2 separate regions of the Homo sapiens genome follow, and region 2 is linked to region 1. A link is an interaction called in ENCODE POLR2A ChIA-PET data of the cell type or tissue named here. Cell type or tissue: PC-3. All regions are shown on one strand. Links, peaks and the distances in the headings refer to the core of each region. The heading gives the core; the rest is flanking DNA. Region 1 overlaps CTNNBL1 (catenin beta like 1). Region 2 overlaps TTI1 (TELO2 interacting protein 1).

The links. Peaks named below come from ENCODE experiments on the same cell type or tissue, not always from the same donor. Only the 100,000 strongest peaks of a DNase experiment are listed, where the experiment ranks them.
Region 2: POLR2A ChIA-PET joins it to region 1 with 15 read pairs; 3 of 35 experiments call an interaction of 5 or more read pairs at or near these places.

The regions. Positions count from the first base shown.
Region 1 is chr20:37,855,991-37,866,418 of GRCh38, reverse strand. CTNNBL1 (catenin beta like 1) reads right to left here. Exons shown (of 16, transcript NM_030877.5): 14 at 6,383-6,520; 15 at 6,075-6,147. Among named protein-coding and RNA genes, the nearest start is that of VSTM2L, 42 kb to the left of the region's middle. In PC-3, for the core only: no CTCF peak of the experiment used is centred there; no DNase peak of the experiment used is centred there; H3K27ac peaks cover 494 bases.
Region 2 is chr20:38,017,007-38,027,434 of GRCh38, reverse strand. All of the region lies in intron 1 of TTI1 (TELO2 interacting protein 1), which reads left to right. Among named protein-coding and RNA genes, the nearest start is that of TTI1, 11 kb to the left of the region's middle. In PC-3, for the core only: no CTCF peak of the experiment used is centred there; a DNase peak (open chromatin) is centred at 5,874; H3K27ac peaks cover 2,621 bases.

The DNA of each region.
Region 1 (10,428 bases), core at 1,165-9,164:
AGACACTAGAAAGCGACAGAGCTTGCTTGTGAACCTGGGCAACTCACTGCAGGCTCCATGGTCTTAGCACAGTTGGTTCTCCAAGAGTGGTTCCCCCCGACCCCTGCATACCACCACCACACTACCCCGGGCAGCGCTTCCCGAGAGCCCTCTTGGGTGAACTGGGTGTGAGGCCCGGGGGCAGCAATCCTAAGGCAAATGTGACATCTTTGCTGAAAAGCTCTTGAGGTGTCCTTAAGATGCCTCTGAGCCTTGTCAAGGCCGCTGGCTACAGGGCTAACATACAGGCCTCTCTCCATGATCCTTTCCTGCCTCCAAATACCCTGTGGGACACCGTATCCATGACCAGGCGCAAGCCACGCACATGCCAACATGTCATCCAAAGATAAATCCTATCAGCCTCTGCAGCTTTAAAATCACACAAATTGGGTTACCAAGAGCCCCAAATCAATATGGAAATACATGTTTATGAGCTACTAGGAGGAGATTTTAAACCATAAAGAATACTCGCAAATCAAAGGGCCATGGGCCAAATTCTAAAAGCATTTAAGTTTCTGGCTCATTCTTTTCGCCCAGCAGTGAGAGAGTTTTGAGTCAGTAATCCTCTAAGATTTTCTCTGCAAACCAGCCACTGTGCAGTAGCCATGGCTGCTCCTGGGCATCTGTGTGGTCCTCCAACAACTTTCACCAGGAGACTAAAACATCGATAAGACTGGCCAGTGGCTTCCACTGCAACCCTTGGCACAAATATTTGTATTTCGAAGCATTCTCGGGTCACAGCTCCTACGCCACAGCCAAGGTGATGACTGCTCAACAATGCCCATGCGTAGCTGCCTGCGGAAACCCTTCCCATGCAGGCAGCCACAGAGACAGAATGCAGAATAGTGGCTGCCAGGGGCTGGGGGGAGGGAGGAACGGGCAATTCCAGTTTTGCAAGATGAAAAAAAGGCCTGTGGATAGATGGTAGTGATGGTAGTAATAGTCAAAACGATAAATTATTACTACAATAATAAAAAATAAAAAAGAAGCCATGCCTTCCGTACAGCTTCCCTGGATCTTTGGGCTCCTTTTCATGTCCAGCCGGATTAACTGTGAGTTAACTGTGCCGTCTTCATTCCCCTTGTACCTCTGCATCCCAGCACTGGCTCCATTCTGCTTTGCGCTATGGTCAGTCACCTCACTTGTGAGGGACGTATGCCTGTTGGGGACAGGGTCTCCTGAGTGTCTCACTTATCTTAGAAGCCTGCCTAGCACCCTGTGATGTCAAATTGGTGCTCTCTAAAGGTGAGTGCCCTGCATTTTTCTTCTCTCCTAAAAGCCCATAGGAGCATATGGGCCAATCAGCAGTTGGCACATTCCTTACCGCTGTGCATAGCTCCTTCTGAGTCTGGATCCAGTTTACATCACCAGAGACCCAGGTACCCCCACTAAGCTCAGTGAGTCTCAGTTTCCTTGTTACCCCACTTTCTAGGCCTGTTGTGAGGACCAGAGGTAATGACACTGTACCCCAAAGGCCTGACCCAGAGGAGGTAGGAGCTCGGTAAGTGACTACTCTACCTACCATGGTCCTGGATTTCTGGAATAGAAGAAGCCTACAGCACCACCTCAGCACGCACCCCAGTCAGCAGTAACTGACTCCTCCTCTCTGCCAGTCAGGGTGCCGAGCACCACAGAAATAAATGGCAGTAAGTCTGCTGCTGTTCTCATGGAGCACATGGCTCCATCTGCCCTTCTCTTTGTGGCCGTCTCAGTCCTCAGACCACGGTTCCCTAGGAGGGCCCACAGTCCTCAGGCCAGAGCTGCTGCTGGTTCTGGGGAAGGCTGGACGTCGGGAGCACTGAGTAAGCAGTGTGCAGAGACAGGGGCTGTAATGAGCCATCAATTATTCCCTGCGCTCTTGGCACCCCCAATAGAGGAGGGAGAAAATTGTGAGAGTGGGGGCTGAAAAATAACGGGAAAAGTCCCCCGCTGGGCTTGCCTCATCAGCGTTTTCCTGAGACCTCAAGGGATACATCAGCTGTCATCCTGCCAGCAAAACTTAGGAAATATGTAGGCCATAAAATCAAAGAAAAAAGCTTGCATCTAATTAGTATGTTAAAGAAAAAAAGGAAGCAACCCAAACTGAAAAACAAAATTAAAATCAAAGAGGACAGACTGATGAGCTGGTTTTCTTTATGAGGCTTTGTTTTCTTGGGCTTTTGATTGAAGGAAGGGTGGGGTGGGGGGGGCGTGGTATGAAAAGGAGAACCAGATGGGCTTTTGGACGGGGGTCCCAGAAGAGCCCAGCCTCCCACCCCTTCCACCTCCATGGGAGTCTCAACCTTGTCAACCTCAGCACCACCCTCTCCACCCAAGTGAGGGCTCCTCAGGGTCCTTGCAGCACCCTGTTCAGGGGGTGCTCCCAGAGGCAGGCCACACTGCACAGGCTCCACACCCTGCTGCAGACTGGCTTCCCCTGCCGTGGGTGAGGCAGGACAGGGGCACACCAGCGGGAGGGCTGAGAACTCTTTATGACAACCTTCCATCTAGAGAGAACTCTTTTAATTGCCAGCGTGATGTTTGGGGCCTCTTCAACCTGAGCAATGGCGTTTAATTCCCAGGCTCTAAATATCACCTCCACACTGATGACCTCAAATTTCCCAAACGATTCCCCAGGGACTAATGAGAATGTCCGCTGTCTGCTGGCCAATCAAGGGATGCAGTCACCCCTTGTACCCCAAACTCACTGTGCACCTAGGAGAACTCAGGAGCCCTGCCCAGCCACACCCCACCCAACACTACAGCCTCCTGCACCTCTTCTTGGCCTCCCTTGAAGGGGCTATAGTCCTCCCCAAGGCCACTGCATCCTGCCCTGTCCTCCTCCAGGCCTCTGCTCCCTCTGCCTGGTTTGGGTACCAGTCCTAGTCCTGAGGAGGAGAAGTGGCTCCCTCCCTGCTTACATAACTGCCTCCGTGCCACTCCCTCCCTCAGCACACTGTTCACAACTTGACGGGTGCTTAGCACGTTCTAATTAGTTTTGAGCCTCTCCCCCTAGACTGTGAACGCCTCAAGGATAGGGATCTCGCTTATTCCTTTAGTATCTCTAGGACTGGACACAGAGCCTGGCACTGAGCAGGGCCAGCTGAGTAGTTCCTGGAGCGTGCATTTCACTGGGCTTGGATTATGGTCAATCATTTATACTCTATGTCCCTGGAAGGCTGTAAACTCCATGAGGGCAGCTGCCGTGTGACACCTCCATAGCACAGCACTTAGCACTGTGCCCAGCTAGTCCCGAGGAGAGTCACAGTCAATGTTTGCTACGTTAAATTCATACAAGGGTAGGGTTTCATTCCACAATGTCTGAAATTGTTACTGGTTCCCATTATTTGCTTGGCATTGCTCTGGGTGCTGAGGAGACACAGTGAACAAGGCAGACAATGTCCGTCATGGAGCTTATATTCTAATGTATGAGACAGACAAAAGGAGTAAACAAACACATAAATAAAAACAATCATAGGTTGTGATAAGGGCTCGGATGGAAAGAAAAAGGGTGCTATCATGGGAATAATGGATGCAGAGAAGTGGATGGATTCAAGGTTGAGTTCGGAGACAGAAGAGGTGGGATGGACTAAGGAGCTGGCTATGAAGGGTGATGGGGAGAGAAATGAAGGGCTGAGCCCAGGCCTGGAAGGATGGCTGCGAGGGTCTGCATGGAGGTGGGGGAGGTGAGGGTGGGCAGAAAGCAGTGGGGGAGAAAAACAGAGGGGTGGGAATGAAGATGGCGTCTGTGCAGACCCTTCACTGGTTCGCTCACCTGCTCGCTTGCCCAGGCACTCACTCAACAATCATCCACTCAGTATCCAGTATGGGGTCAGCACCTTAAAAGGCACTAGGGAAATAAACCAGGATCCGAGGGAGACAGAGGCTAGGGCTCACAACAATGGAAAATTGTGAATCACTTAGGGTGTGTGTGGCAGGGTTTGAGAAAGAAAAACATCCAACTACTACTACTACATGTCAGCACCCATTAAAAATACTTTTCCTTTCTTGGAAGATCACTGTTTTGATTACAAGGATGGAGGTGCAGGGAGAAGGCTCAATGCAAGATAGTAGAGCTGAGGGTAATAAGAAGTTCTAATTGAACATGTGGGCATTAGAAGTAAATGCCATTTAAAGGCTGGAGTTGCAAATCACCACAGCTACACCTTAGGGAGGAGGCAAAATGAGGCTCTGAGCAGTAATTCACGCGAATCTGACACTGAGAATGAGAAGAAGCCCCCAGGGTGTCACCCCGGAAGGCATGAGTGGGGCTGTGTCCATCAGACCCCTTTACTCTCTTTTTCTCTGAGGAGAAAACAACAGATTCCAATGCCTCATACTCTCCATCTACAAAATGGGTGCAATGGATTTACCATTCCCTGATGGGGAGGGCTGAGCAGACACGAGATTTCCAGCCCCTATGCCTTCACTCACACTGCTGTTTCTTTCTGGACTGTCTCTGTCCTAGCCTCTCAGACCAGCTCAATGCCACCTCTCTCACAAGGCTTCCCACAGGATTTTGGCCATGCCTCACTTAAAATAATAATGACAATGATCTTCCTGGTATTTTGTAACACTCACACTAACGTTCACTGTTAACTTGTGTCACCTCATTCAATCCCCTTGCCCTTTCTAGGAGGTCACAGAGCAACTGGTATCTTGCTTGAGGTAACAGAGTAAACAACAGAGCCAAGATTTGGATCCACAAGCCTCTGACCCTAGAGCCCACGCTCTTAACCGTGCTTCACTTCACTGTGTAGACTATGTTTATCCTCACATTTCATCCGCCACCTGGAATGGGAGCTAAAAGCAACTGAAAGGTAAGCTCTCTGAGTAAATCTAGCCTAGTCCTTCATCTTAGAAATGGGCAGAATGAGGGCCCGAGGTGAACACTGATTTGTCTAGAGTTACCCAGTCCATCTGGACACTCCCTGAACTCCGGCATCGTCAGTACTGGAAATTCCCACATGGGCCTCCACTGCCACACGTACCAGCCAGCGCTCTCCAGTTAGTGCCTAGGTGGCTGACGGTGGGGCTGCATTCAGAGCTCAGAACAGGGGCCCCGCCTTGTAACTGGGGGCTTGCTCACCGACTGGAGGCCTCTCCAGCTGAGTCAGGTCCAGTCAAAGATCCAGCAGCATTTGGGGAACTCCATGGGGTGGGTGAGGAGGAGGGAAACCCACACTGACTGAGCACCCGCTGTGTGCCAGGTACAGACTGGATGCTGTAGTACCTCCTGTAACCTTTGCAAAATTTCTCCTAGCTGTGACAGGCTAGCAGCTAGAGGAGGCAGAGCTAGGCCCAGAAGGCAGGCATACTCTCCACCACTCCACATTGCTTCAATTCACTACAGAATTCCAGTTACAGTAGTCCCCTGCATCCCGACGGATGTTCCAAGACCCCCGATGGATGCCTGAAACTGCACACAGTACTGAAACCTATGTACACTATGTTTTTCCCTATAGATACACACCTATGATAACTACACAACTATGATAAAGGTTAATTTATAAATTAGGCACAGTAAGAGATTAACAACAATAACTAAATAAAACAGAACAATTATAACAATATACTATAAAAAAGTTATATGAATGTGGCCTCTCTCAAAATATCTTATTGTACTGTACTTATCTATTTCTGGACAGTTGACTGTGTGTAACTGAAAGCAAAACTGTGGATAAGAAAGGACGTTTGTATTTCTTGTCATTTCCTTGCTTTTTTTCCCTAAGAAAGCAATTTCCTTCCACTATGTGTAGTTTGGAATTGAATTTTTTGTTTTGCTTTTTTAAAAAATTTTAACAACTGTTTCAAGCCTTTGTGCCTCTTGTTTATGGGTGTAAGTTCTGGAACTGGAGGGTAAGAGGCAGAGAACAACAAGGCTAGTCTTCCGTATTCTGACAAAGACGACCTGGACACACAGTGAAATGGACAACAACTTAAGCTTTCAGTGCAGAAAACGCTCCACATCAAATACCAGGGATACTGACAGAGGCTCAGAAAGTAAGCATCATCTAATCCTCTGGAGCCCCAGACATGAGTAGCATCCAACTCACCCTTGATGATATGCCTGACAATTTTGATGGAGCTTCCTCGCATGTTTAGGATCTGGTGAACCCTCTGGCGAATCTAATAAGGGAAAAAATGGGTAGAGAAAGAAAGACAACCATTTGTCCTGACACACCAGAATGTATCACCTTGAAATGATATACTTCACCCCATCCCTGAAACAAAAGGCTGATGTAGAGTAAAGGAATTCAAGGAGAGCGTGACCCCCTTCTTTCCCTGAGTGAGAGTCCACCTAAGCAGCTGGCGAGGAAGGAGGCAGGGATGGATAAGCCCATCCAGGGGAAGACCCTCCTACCTGGGGGACATTGGCATTGCAGATCTCGGCCATGATGTAGCAGATGTGCTGGAGAACAAAGAGCCCCGCATCCAGGCGCCGGAGGTAGAACTCCTCCTCGGTGTCATTGTCGATGATCTCTCCTCGCCGGACCATGTCCTAGAAACAAATGAACGTTTAGGAATAAAAGCTGGACAGTGAATGGGAGGAAAGAATGGACTCCTAGTCTGGCCATAATACACACAACAATAGCAACTATAACAACAGCAAAAGAAAATCACCTCATCTTTTTGATTTGTCTACATCTCCCTTTAAAGTATCTTTCATGTTCTTCATTCTTAATGGACTATAGAGGCCCCAGGAGGCAAGCTTAAAGCCTATTTTTTCCTATCTGACGAATCAGGGCCAATATGATCTCATCCACATATAAAAAAAGCTAAAAAAAAAAAAAACAAGCTGACGGGACACAAATCCAAGCTATTTATCTGCTTCCACTCATTTTTCACTCTTTGGTTTGGGCCTCCATAAATAATCTCTCTGTAAGATACAGTTGGCCCCTGACCTACCATGGATCGACTTTATGATGAGGTAAGAGTGACAGGCATGCAGTAGAAACTGTACTTCTCCTGCAAGGCTGGTAGTGGCAACGAGCCTCAGGTCCCAGTCAGTCAAGCATTTTCTTTTCTTTTTTTTTTTTTTTGAGATGGAGTTTTGCTCTTGTCCCCCAGGCTGGAGTGCAAAGGCGCGATCTCGGCACACTGCAACCTCCGCCTCCCTGGTTCATGCGATTCTCCTGCCTCAGCCTCCTGAGTAGCTGGGATTACAGGCACGTGCCACCACGCCCAGCTAATTTTTGTATTTTTAGTAGAGACAAGAGTTCTCCATGTTGGCCAGGCTGGTCTTGAACTCCTGACCTTGGCCTCCCAAAGTGCTAGGATTACAGGTGTGAGACACCACGCCTGGCAGCCACGCATTTTCAACTCATGATATTTTCAATTTATGGTGGGTTTATCAGGATGCAATGTTATCGTAAGCTGAGGAGCATCTGTATACTTAAATCTGCCTTCCAAATCAGGTTAAACACAGGGGAGAAAGGTCCCCTTTCTCCACAACTCTGAAACCAATGGCACAGGCACCCAACTTGCGTACATATGCCCTCTGGCTTAGGTGTTTTGTCAGAGGGCATGCTGCATTTCACACGTCCAACACTCCCCAGGCCAAAGCCCTAATTAAGTCACAGGAGTCTCCTTTGTAACCCTAGACCTCTCAGACTTGCTGTCCTCATATCCAGTCCTCCCTAGTAGATTCCTTTAAAAAAACAAAAACAAAAACAAAAAACCCAGCTTTACTGAGATATAATTCACATACTATACAATTCATCCACTGAAAGTGTACAATCTAACAGCTTTTATATGTTGAGTTGTGCAATCAATTTTTAACATCTTTACCATCCCCCAACCCCAATCCTCTCGCCCCTCATCCTGGGCACTGTGAACACTTCTGCCAAGACAGCTCAGGGCCCTACTGCCTTCCCCCCTTGGGATTCCGGGGTATGGTTCAAGTTCACATCATTTTTCAGCTATGTCCATAACAAAGGCTTTCCTGATTTTAAGGCTAACAACTGCTCCTTTCTAAAATTGCTGAGAGCACCTTGACAAACCACTCTGCAACATGACCTCCTCTCCTCCCCATCATCTTCATACTGACTTCAGTCCCCACCAGCTATCTCTGTCTGCAGCCTTTATTTCATGAGAGTGGACTGTGAGCTCTGTGAAGGTAGGGCCCTAGCTCAGTACACATCTATGCAGCCAATGAGACAATGAGAGGAAAAAAGACATCTCTGTTTTTTTGTTTTGTTTGTTTGAGACAGGGTCTTACTGTCATCCAGTCTGGAGTGCAGTGGCATAATGACAGCTCATTGCAGTCTCGACTTTCTGGGCTCCAGTGATCCTCCCACCTTAGCCTCTCAAATAGCTAGGACTACAGGTGCATGCCACCACACTCAGCTAATTAAAACTTTTTTGTGTGTGTAGAGACAGGGTCTCACTATGTTGCCTCGGCTGTTCTTTGAGCTCCTAGGTTCAAGTGATCCTCCCGCCTTGGCCTCCCAAAGTGATGGGATTACAGGTGTGAACGATTGCATCCAGTCAGACATCTGGTTTGGGCTATGAGCTCTCAGGAGTGAGAACTCGGTGTGGGGACTTGTTCTGCGTGACTAGCCCATGGGCCTAAGAAGGCACGTGCTCAATACATGCTTCTGATGGCAACAATCCATTTCATAATTCTGTTGGTAGCTTTATGGCCACCGTTCCTTCTGACAACTTGGGCTCCTGTCACTGATGGGAAGCCCTTGAGATCCTGCTTTCCACTCTTCCACATTCAAAGAACTCACCACTATGGTCATCAATCTCCACCGAGAATCCTTCAGAGACTATTTAGACACAGATAATGCACTTCTTTATTTGCCCAGGGGGCCAGCCTGTAGCAACACAAGGCTACTTTTCATCTCGGCTCCTATGAGGCCTCTATCTTTGATGTGGAAATGAGTGAATCTACTTGGGAGGACTGGATATGAGGACAGCAAGTCTGAGAGGTCTAGGGTTACAAAGGAGACTCCTGTGACTTATCAGAGCTTTGGCCTGGGGGGTGTTGGATGTGTGAAATGCAGCATGCGCCCCTGACAAAACCTGAACCCTCTTTGGCCTGCAGACTGCTAGGCCCTGCACTGCCTGGCAAATCACTAACACTAATTCCTAGCTTCATTTAGTAGCAAATTCATTGGTAATCTGGTAATAGCATTAATGTTCACGAGGTAGTCATGGAGCACTGGACTCATGTCCAACGAGTTTAAAAATAGAACGTTCTCTTTAGTTTCTCATTTGCTCATAATCATGACTTCCTGCTCGAGAACTCTGAAGTGTTCAGCAGTTACTACGAAATTTTAAAAGGGCAGAGAAGAGATTATTCATCCCACTGTATGAATTACAAACCAAAGCACACAGAGGTTAAGTTGCTCATAATTACCAGTTGCTAGAAAACGGATTCCCCAGGGATAGGAATCGTGTCTGATTCATCTTTGATATGGAAATGAGTAACTTGGTACAGTGTTGAGAACTCTGGCCCTACTAAGTGCCTAATGGCAAGAACACTACCCTAAGCACTGAATTAGGGCAGAAAAATAAGGAAAATGGAGGTAAGGGAAGCCCTGGTTTTAACCACTGAAGAGGTCGGTGGAAGTCACAAACTTCTAGGAAATGGCCAGAAAGTAAGTATAGTGTGCCCACATGTTAAAAAAATTGTAAGTGATAGGTGCTGATTGGGGTTGGGTGAAATGTAAGGGCGTCCTGGAAGAAGTGACTTTTGGGTAAGGTTTCAGGGCGAGTGATGGGCAGAGACAGCAGAATGGAGCACCTTAGAGGTATGGTCTTCGCGTTGTGTGAGGGCCCTACAAGAAACGACTTGTGTTGGCCATACTCTCTGCTCACTCCCCCTCACCCCAGCCCAGCCCAGACAGGCCTGTGTTCCCTTCCTGGTCTCCTCGCCTTGCTCATGTTGGTACCGCCCACTCCTCAGTCTCTATCATCATATATTGAAAGTCTACAACGTGATGTGCCTCACAAAATGTTCCCTGAGAACCCCGAGCAGATATGATTTTTCAGTCCTTCAACCCCCTACACCCTGGATTTGTACCTCTGTTGTGGTACCTCCCACGGCCTGCCTTGAACTAGCCATTCAGATCTGTGCCTCTTCCTTGTGTGCGTTCCTTGAAAGGAAGAGCTGTACTGTGCTCATCTTTGTACCCTAGGAAGCACCTTGTGCAGCATTTTTTTGCTTAGTAGGCTCTTTTTTTTTTTTTTGAGAAGGAGTTTTGCTCTTGTCACCCAGGCTGGAGTGCCGGGTTCAAGCGACTCTCCTGCCTCAGCCTCCCAAGTAGCTGAGATTACAGGTGCCTGCCACCACACCCAGCTAATTTTTGTATTTTTAGTAGAGATGTGGTTTCACCATGTTGGCCAGGCTGGTCTCCAACCTCTGACCTCAGGTGATCTAACTGCCTCGGCCTCCCAAAG
Region 2 (10,428 bases), core at 1,654-9,653, 160 kb before region 1:
AACCCCCACATTGTTCAAGGGTCAACTGTATTTGAAAAAAATAAAAAGTAAAAGATAACAATACAACAACAAAAATAATACAGATTTTAAAACAATATAGTGTAACAACTGTTTACATAACATTTGCATTGTGTTAGGTGTTGTAATAATCTAGAGTTGATATAAAATATATGGGAGGATATGCATGGGTTATATGCAAATACTACACTATTTTCTATAAGGGACTTCAACATCCTCTGATTTTGGTATCCATGGAAGTCTTGGAACCAGTCCCTGGTGAATACCGAGAGATGACTATATTTTGTTTCTTTCTGTTTATTCTCTTTTTCATTTATCTGCTTTCTTTTTGTAGCCTTCCTGTGGGTTACTTGAATGTTTTTTAGAATTCCATGTGATTTATCTATGATGTTTCTGAGTATATCTCTTTGTATGTAGCCCTTTTAGTGGTCCCTCTAGGTATTACATTGTGTGTACATAACTTACCTTTACCTAGCAAAGTATAGAAACTTTATTTCCTTTTATGTCTCTTTACTCTGCCCATTTATCATATAAATGTCTTAAACATTTTCTCTACATACATTTAGAACCATGTCAGATGGCATTACAATTTTTGCTTCAACTGTCAAACATAGTTTTGAAAACTCAAGAGGATAAGGAAAGCCCGTTGCATTTACACATATTTTTGTATGCCATGTTCTTTCTTCCCCCTTAATGTTCCAGGATTTCTTATCATTTTCTTTCTGTTTAGAGAACTTTCTTTAGCCATTCTTTTACAGTAAGTCGGCTGGTGACAAATTCTCTTTGTTTTCCTTCTTCTCAGAAGTCTTGATTTCCACTTCATTCCTGATGCACATTTTTTGCTGAGTATATGGTTCTGCGTTGACTGTTTGTTTGTTTCAGCACCTGAAAATTATTGTGTAACTTCTTTCTGGCCTACATGGTTTCTGATGAGATTGTCATTAGAATTGTTTTCTCCCCTCTGGGCATGGTGGCTCACACTGTAATCCCAGCATTTTGGGAGGCTAAGGTGGGTGGATCACTTGAGGCCAGGAGTTTGAGACCAGCCTGGCCAACATGGTGAAATCTACCTCTACTAAAACTACAAAAATTAGCCGGGAGTGCTGGTGCCCACCTGTAATCCCAGGTACTTGAGAGGCTGAGGCAGGAGAATCATTTGAACCTGGCAGGCGGAGGTTGCTATGAATGGATTTGGCACCATTGCACTCCAGCCTTGGTGACAGAATGATACTCTGTCTCAAAAAAAAAAATTGTTTCTTCCCTGTAGACAAGGTATAATTTTTCTCTGGATGCTTTCAATATTTTTTGTTGTTAGTTTTCAGAAATTAAATTATGAAGAGTCTTGGGATAAATTTCTTTGGGGTTCACTCAGCTTCTTGATATATAGATTTATGTCTTTGCCAACTTTGTGGCGTTTTCAGCCATTATTTCTTTTGAGTACTTTTTCAGCCTGCCCTCTTGGTCCCACAGGTTCCCTGAAGCTCTGTTTATATATTTTTCAGTAGTTTTTTCTCTGTTGTTCAGATTGGGTAATTCCTATTGTTCCATCTTCCAGCTCACAGATTTTTTTCTTCCCTCCATTCTGCTGTTGAGCCCATCCACTGAAGTTTTTCTTTGTTACTGAAATTTTCATTTCTAAAATTTTCACTTGTTTCTTTATATCTTCTTTTTCTTTTTCGAGGCTTTCTATTCCTTCATTTGTTTGAAGTATATTCATAATTGCTTATCGATACATTTTAATCGTACTGTTTTAATGTCTTCATCAGATAATTCTGACATCTTTGTCTCTTTGTCATCTTGGTGTTGACATGTGTTGATTGTCTTTTTTTCTTTTTCTTTTTTTTTTTGAGATGGAGTGTCGCTCTTGTTGCCCAGGCTGGAGTGCCATGCCACAATCTCTGCTCACTGCAACCTCCACCTTCCGGGTTCAAGTGATTCTCCTGCCTCAGCCTCCCAAGTAGCTGGGATTACAGGCACGCGCCACCATACCTGGCTAATTTCTATATTTTTAGTGGAGATACGGTTTCACCATGTTGGCCAGGCTGGTCTTGAACTCCTGACCTCAGGTGATCTACCAGCCACAGCCTTCCAAAGTGCTCGGGTTACAGGTGTGAGCCACCACGGCATACCGATTGTCTTTTTTCATTCAGTCTGAGTTCCTCCTGGTTCCTGGTATGAGTGATTTTTATATTGAGATTCGGACATTTCTGTATAATGTTCTGAGACATCTGTTGAGGCTGTTTTGTCTGTTTAGGCTGTTTAGTCTAATGTTTAGACTAAACAATCTCTGACACCATTCCTGGTAGGAGAAGGGGGTCCGTACCTCATCACTGCCAGGTGGAGGTAGAAGTCCAAGTTCCTCACTCAGCCTCCATTGACACCCAAGAAAAAGGTCTCCCCACTACTGCTGAGTGGAGGTGTACTGCTGGGTGGGTGTGGCAGTCCCAACTCCCCACTTGGTCTCCACTGACATTGGAGTGGAGGTGGCATCATTACCACTGGGCAGTGGTGAAAGTCCTGACTAGGTGTCCTGTGATGCTACCTCATTACTGCCAAGTAGAAGTGGAAGTTTAGGCTCCCCGTGTGGTCTCCACTGACACTGGGGCTGGTGGGGATGGAATGCCTGCTCCTACTTTGTCTTCCTTCACACCATCCCTGCAGGAGTGTTGAGGGTGCCTCATTACAGACTTATGAGAGTGGGAGTCTAGGCTCTCCAATCAGCCTTTGCCACCGTGGGTGGAGGCCGCCTTATTTTCTGTAGTGTTTGGCTGGAGTAGAGCGTTTGTTGTCCAAAAGTTTTTTGTCTTGCGAGGGTGCCCATTCCCCTACTCCTTTGGCTAGAGAGAGCAGGTTTTTGTTGGGGTTTTTGTGTCTGTGCCCATTGGTGCTTCCAGGTTGCCAGCTTCTTCAGCTCCAGGGCTTGGGTCTATGAGGCAGAAAGAAAACCTGGGGAACTCAGCACTGTGTCACTCCCCAGGTTCTGGGGTCCCTAACCAGTCTGCTTTCTTCTTGTATTTGCTTTATATATAATGTCCAGGGGTTTTAGTTATACTTAACAAAAAGAATAGGGAAATGTATGCCTACTCCATCTCCCGAGAAGCTTAAGTTTTCTATTTGTATTCATGTGTGTGTGTGAACAGAATTTTTGTTTATATTAATATTTATAAATAAGTAGAATATGCAAACATACTTTAGTTACCTGAAGAACTTACCCAGTTTCCAGTGCCAGGTCATAAATCGGGGGAGGGCAGGAGGTCATTTGTATATATATTCTGTGTACACCCTCTTCTAAGTTAAGAATCCCTTTTTTAGAAATGTACTGTCTAGCAAAAAAGGTCCTGTCTAGTGGAGGGAACAGGCACATAGTATTAGTGTAATACAAGCCACAGCTTCACATATTTTCTATAAGGGACAGCTGTAAACTAAGCATTATGTGAGCCTAGAGTAATTTCCGGAAATATGTATGGGAAGTCTCCTTGATTCCCCTCCTCCGCATGTTCTTCCTGTTCTGCAGTACACTTCCCTTACAGTGTTAGCCTCTCTGGTTAACATTGTATCTCTCTTCCCTTGTCAAGAATTTAGCACACTGTATGGGCAAATAGTATATGCTAAGGAAACATTTCTAGATAGAGGGAAAGATGAGTAGCAATCAACAAAACTTCAGAATATGCTGAAGGGTTAATGTTTATCCAGCTTCTTTTACTTATTTATTAAACAAACAGTGAGTGGGAACTGCTTGGCAGACAGCAGCAGATGCTGGGGAAACCACAAGTAAAGCTGTAACACTATACCATTCAGCTGGGAAGAGAAATAAACTCATCATTTTAACCCAAGATAGTAGTCCTCCAGTGTACTCTGAACACTGCAACCAGATGGATTATTGAACAAGAACCTATTTCATCATACGACTTGTTCTTCAGAAGGGAAAGCACATAGAGAATATATACAGTGCAAGGTTCCCACACCTCAGTGGCCATGGGACTGACCTTGCAAAGTTTTAAAATTGTAGATTCCCAAGCATATCTGCTCCCCCACCACATTGATTCTGATTCCGTAGATCTGGTGTGGAGCCCAGGAATCTGTAGTTAAATTGTTCCTCCTTGATTCTGATAAACAGCCAGGTTGGGAACCTCTGGTATAGTGGAAAGAGTACATACAGCCTTTGGAGTCAGGCGGGCTTGAGATGAATCCCAAGTCTGACACCTGCTTGCTGTGTGGACATCACTGAACCTCTCTGAGCCTTGTGCTGCTCAGCTTGTGGATGAGGAATACAATAAATACCTAGCACATTGCCTGATGTATGATGGGGGTTTTTTCAACAACAAAAGAAAAATGCTTTCCTCCTATTCAAGAACTTGTATTGGCGATTCTTACATCTGAACTCCTATCTCTGGGCTCTAAACCCAGTCGTTCTTTCCATAGGCTAGTTATTCAAAGGTGGAAATTTTGGAGATTTTCTTATCCATAAGTTTATTTTATATTGAAGAAGATAAAATTCATGGAAATCACACAGCCAGGTACTGTAAGAGCCAGGGCTAGAACCCAGATCAGTCCTCCAGTGTACTCTGAACACTGCAACCAGATGGATTATTGAACAAGTACCTATTTCATCTTACGACTTGTTCTTCAGAAGGGAAAGCATGTATAGAGAGAAAATATACATGTTCCCTCTGTCCCAGTTCTGGAAATAGTCTAAAAGTGGGCTGGAGTACAACCAAATCTAGAATTATGATTACCCCATCAGAATGAATCTAGCAGGACCCTCCCAGTGTAGACGAGATCAACTACCTGTAGGAAAAACTCACCCCAAGAGAAGAAGAGCATGGCAGGTTTTATCTAGAATCCGATTCGGAATAGCTGATATCAGCACTCTACAAATGACAGAACCAGATCTTGCATTATGACCACTAATTCAATGAGCATTTATTGAATACCTACTGTGTGCCAAAAGCAATTAAGAAACCAGTCAAAAATCACTGATTCTAGTATTCTAGTGAAAGGAGAGAAACAGTAAACAAACAGGTAGATGATCTGGTTTGACAGCTGTTGTGAAGTGCTAAGGAAGAAAATTTTAAAGGCAAGGAAAGGAGATGAGGAGTAAGCATGGGTAGCAGTGTTAATAGGGGTGATCAGACAAGGCGTCACTTGAGCAAAGCCCTGAAAGTGGTAAAGGAGCGAGCCCTGAGGACATGGGGGAGAGAACAGCAAGTGCAAAGGCCCTGACCAAATGATTTCATCTGAATGGATGTGTGAGGCCTGGCTCACCTGCCACAATGGCATCTCTGTCTCATCTCTGCCTTTATTAGGTGCTATGACTTTTCTCCCTTCTGGCCTTTGCTTGTGACAGGCCTTGCACCTTGAGCAGCCTTCTCACATAGCCCAAAGTGTATAGTACCCCAGCTCAACACAGATCCTTCTCCCTCTTCCTTGTTCGTATTCATTCTGTTTCCAAATTCCTTTTGCACTTTTTCCCCTCCCTTTTTCACTTCTTGATTGTGTGATACAGTAAGTACCTTGGGATCTAAGTATCTGTAAAGTATAACACCGTCTCCTGTACAGATTGTTCCATTTGTCTTCACCACCTTTACACCATGGCCCAGGGATCTTACTTATAGCCCACCCCTGTTACAAGTTAGGTAGAGGGGAGGGGAATAGGCTTGCCGGGGGCAGTGAGTTCATTCATGCTGTCCAATCACAGATCTCATCTCCCACCTCTCCAGTGCCTACTTGCCAACTACTTTCCAGGACCACAGTGGAGGGCCACTAAACTAGAAAGGGATTAGGTGTCCATTAGCAGTCAAGAACTGTTTGCTCATGCTTATGTTTATTCATGTTTATTCAGTCACTCTGAGCTCTGGGTGGTTTTGTCTACTCATCCAGAGAATCCGTTTGTTCTGAATGCCTCATCCCAGTATAACTTTCTGGACCAGAATGCCCCTGTTGCTGTTGGTTATAAATATCAAACTTTGGTGCAGCACCACTCTAAGTAATCAGGGTTGCATTTTATAGGAATAGAATGTAGGATTCCTAAGGCTCTAAATCTCTAAACAATTCTTTCTGTAATTGACATATTGTCACACAACTGTGATTTCATGGCCATCCCATAAAGCTATATGATTGCCTTTTATAGTCATGTCAAAGTAGCAATGTGTTATGCCAAAGTAGCAATGTGTTATGCTGTCTTCCTTAGAGAAAGCTGGTTTATATATTTCTGAGCCTATAACCCAGACTTTTGAAGATCTCTGATTGTGGTAAATCTTCATCTGTATAGTATTTCATAGAATGTACTACAGTTTATTTATCCATTCTACTACAGATAGGCATTGAGGTAGTTTTCATTTTAGGGTGATTGTGTATAGTAAATTCCAGAATATATCTTTTGATAAGCTTATATGTACATTTCTATTGGGTATATATCAAAGAATGGAATTGCTAGATCATAGAGCATATATATATTCACCTTTGAAATAATAGATACTGCCAACGAGTTTTCCGTACTAGCTGCACTGATTTATACGCCCACCAGCATTGAATGAGAGTTTTAGTTGCTTTGTATCCTTGCCAGCACCTAGTATTTTCCCTTTTTTAAATTTAGCTCTTCTCATGGATGTGTAATGATATTTCATTGTGGTTTTAAATTGCATTTTCCTGACTAATGATATTTAAAGTCTTGTCATATGTTTATTGGCTATTTGGCTATCCTTTTTTGTGATATGTCTATTCAGGTCCTTTTTCATGTTTCTGTTAGGTTGTCTTTCCTTTTTTAAATGATTTTTTAAAAATCTTTTGTATATTATAGATATGAGTGTTTTGTCAGATATATAGCAAGTATCTTCTGTCACTTTTTGAATTGCCTTTTCACTCTGTAATAGTGTCTTCTGATGAAGAGAAGTTCTTAAATTTTAAGGTAGTCCAATTTATCAGTTTTTTTCTTTTTGTGTCCTATTTAAGAAATCTTTGCCTACTCCAGGATCACAGAGATGTTCTTGTCTGTTTCCTTTGGAAAGCTTTATTGTTTTACATTTCACATTTAAATAGGATGTGATGGAATCAAGATACATACATATATATATATATATATATATATATATATTTTTTTTTTTTTTCATATGAGTAGCCAAGTGACATAGCACCTTTAATTGAAAAGGCCATTCTTTTCACCCCTTCATTTTACTGTCATATTTGTCAGGTGTGTAGCTGGACTCTCTATTCTATGTGTGGTCTATTTCTGAACTCTGTTCTGTTCATTTTTCTTTATGCCAAGTATACACTGTCCTTTAATTATTGTATCTTTATAGTAAACCTTGAAATCAGTTAGTGTAAGTTCTGTAACTGCATTCTTATTTTTGAAGATTGTCTTTTCTATTTTGGGTCCTTTGCATTTCTCTATCAGTTTTAGACTCATCATATTTCTGCAGAAATCCTACTGGGATTTTGATTAGGATTATGCTGACTCTACCAATGGTACCAAATCCAGGGACAATTTTTGTCCTTGACAGGACATCTAGCAATGTCTGGAGACATTTTTGTTTGTTACACCTGGGTTGGTGCTACTAGCAGCAGATAGATGGATGGCCAAGATACAGAGGCCAAGGATGCTGCTAAATGCCCTGCAATGCACAAGACAGCCCTCCACCAACAAGTAATTATCCCACCCAAAATGTCAATAGTGCTGCTGTTGAGAAACTCTGCACAAATGTAATCGCTGTTTTAGTTGTACTTCAGACTTCTGTCTGCCATCTTACTTTTTGTTTTCAATTTGGCTCACTAGTTTTATTTCTTTTTTTTTGCATTTTTGCCCTTTTTTTGATTAATCAAAAATAGTATCCCATTTTTTACTGCCCTGTAATCTTGTTAGGTAGCTATTCTTTTACAATTATCTTAGAGCTTACTCTACAGATTTCAACATGCATTTAACATCTTGACATGTTATGGTCTAATACAGATTATTTTATCACTTCATTACACTACTAGACTCTTAGACACTTAACTCCTTCCCCCTCCCTACCTTTTGTGAATTATTCTTGTCTTGCATTTTAGTTTTATATATACACAAACTACAGAAGACATAATAGTTATTGTTTTGTACAGTTAATTTTTTTATATTTACCTATTTCATTTTCTTCATTCCCTCTTATAGTTCCATGCTTCTGTCTAGGTTTATTTTCTTACATTGTTTTTTCTTTTAGTGTTGCCCTGATAGCAATGAATTCCCTCAGGTTTTGTTTGTTGTAAATATCTGAATTTCACCCTTGTTTTTTTTTTTTTTTAGACCTGCTCACTCTGTCACCGAGGCTAGAGTACAGTGGCACAATCACAGCTCATTGCAGCCTCAACCTCCCAGGCTCAATCGATCCTTCCAACTGAGCCTCCCTAGCAGCTGGGACTATTAGTGCACACCACCACACCTAGGTAATTTTTGTATTTTTTGTAGCGATGGAGTTTCGCCATGTTGCTTAGGTTGGTTTCAAACTCCTGGGCTCAAGTGATCCACCCACCGCAGCCTCTCAAAGTGCTGGGATTATAGGTGTGAGCCACCCATGCCCAGCCTTACCTTTTTATTGAAAGATGTTGTTTTTATAGGCTGTAAAATTCAAAGTTGGTTCCCTAGTCCATAGATTAAAAAAAAAAAAAATCAAAGTTGGGAATTATTTTCTTTAGATAGCATTCTATTGACTCCTGGATTTTGTCATTTCTTTTGAGAAGTCAGCTGTCATTTTTATTGCTTCACTGCTTTTTAAGGTTTTCCTCTTTTTCTTTGTTTTTCAGCAGTTTGACTATGATGTCTGTGTGTTCTTTTCTTTGTATTGGCCAAATAATTGGGTTGCTGAGTTTCTTAAATCTGTGGGTTGATCTCTTTCATTTGTTTTGAACATTTTAGTATTGCTTCTGCTCTATGCTGTCTTCTGAGACTCATTTATTCACGTCTTTTATTCCACGTCTTTTATGTTCTTATCTGTGTTTACCATTCATTTTTCTAATTGAGTTTGAATATTTTTTATTGACCTATCTTCCAAATCATTAATCTTGTCTCCTGCTAAGTCCAATTTACTGTTAATATCTTATATTAAATTCTTAATTATAGATACTGTAGTTCTCAGTTCTAAAGTATCCATTTGATTTTTTTTATAGATTTCAGCCAATTCTGTGATAAAATTATTTATCCTTTCATTTACTTTGGTCTTTTCCTCTGTTTCTTGACTTTATTAATCTTGGTTATTTCAAAGTTCTTGACTACTAAACTTCAGTAATTGGGCCATCCATAGGTCTGCTTCTAATGTCTGTTTTTTCTCTTGATTACTAGCTGTGGGCATTTACCTCCACACATGCTTAAAAAACTTATTATATACCAAACATTATATAAAAGAATCATAGTGGATGCATATATCTTCCACCATCAAGGTTTGCCCCTTTCTTCTGTTAATTAAATACTTCAGTCTAGTCTGACGTATTTCAGGGATTGAGCTAGGTCACTGCTGGGTTGCAATCCTGGTAAGCCCCAAACTTACTTTGGTTCATCCTTATTAGAGTATGGTCCTCCAGGGCTTTCAGTTGAAAGCCTAATAGGCTATTTGTCTCCTTAGACATGAAAGCCTTTAGGAGGTTCACTTCTGCCCCTAAGGTTTTCAGCTTAGTTATTTAGCCTACCACTACTTCACATCATTTCAAAATTGACTAAATGTCTTGAGGAAGACCCCAACCAAGTAAGTATTTCGAGTCCATCAAATCTCCAGCTTTGTTACCCCAGCTTTGAAGAATACCAAAATCTCTACTGGGTTGTCTTCAGCAGCAGCCTTCTTCCAGAAGTTGGGTATTTGGAGGTCCCTCAAGATTGCAGTTTTGTCTGTCCAGCCCCAGGTGACCATCGAAAGCATTGTGGTTTCTCTTTCCCCAATGATAACCACACCCTAATCCCAAGCCCACGTCCAGGATCAACACATGCACCAAAGGCTCGTGCGCACACACCAAAGGCGCGCGCGCACACACACACACACACACACACACACACACAAGCTATTGATTGTTGATTCCCTCTGAACATTCTCAGTCTGTTAGTCCATCTAGTCCTTGTTGCTTCCACAAGTATTGGATGCTTTAAGAAATGATTTTTGTAATTTATTTGGCTTTTTCTAGTCATTGGCAGGAGTATTAGCCTGCCAAACCATACTATATCCTACTTGGAAGCAGAATCTGTACAGATGTTTTTGAGGGCTTGCCATGTGCCAGATGCTCTTGTAGCTTCTAGGTATAGGATTGCCCTGCCCTCTCAGAGCCTCTAGTCTAAACTAGGTAAAACAGACATATACACAAATAATACAGCATGCCAAATACTGTCATAGAGGTGTGTACAGGGGTAGGAAAAAGGAGACAAATGTGAACTAGCACCACCTGTTTAGAAAATTGCAAGTT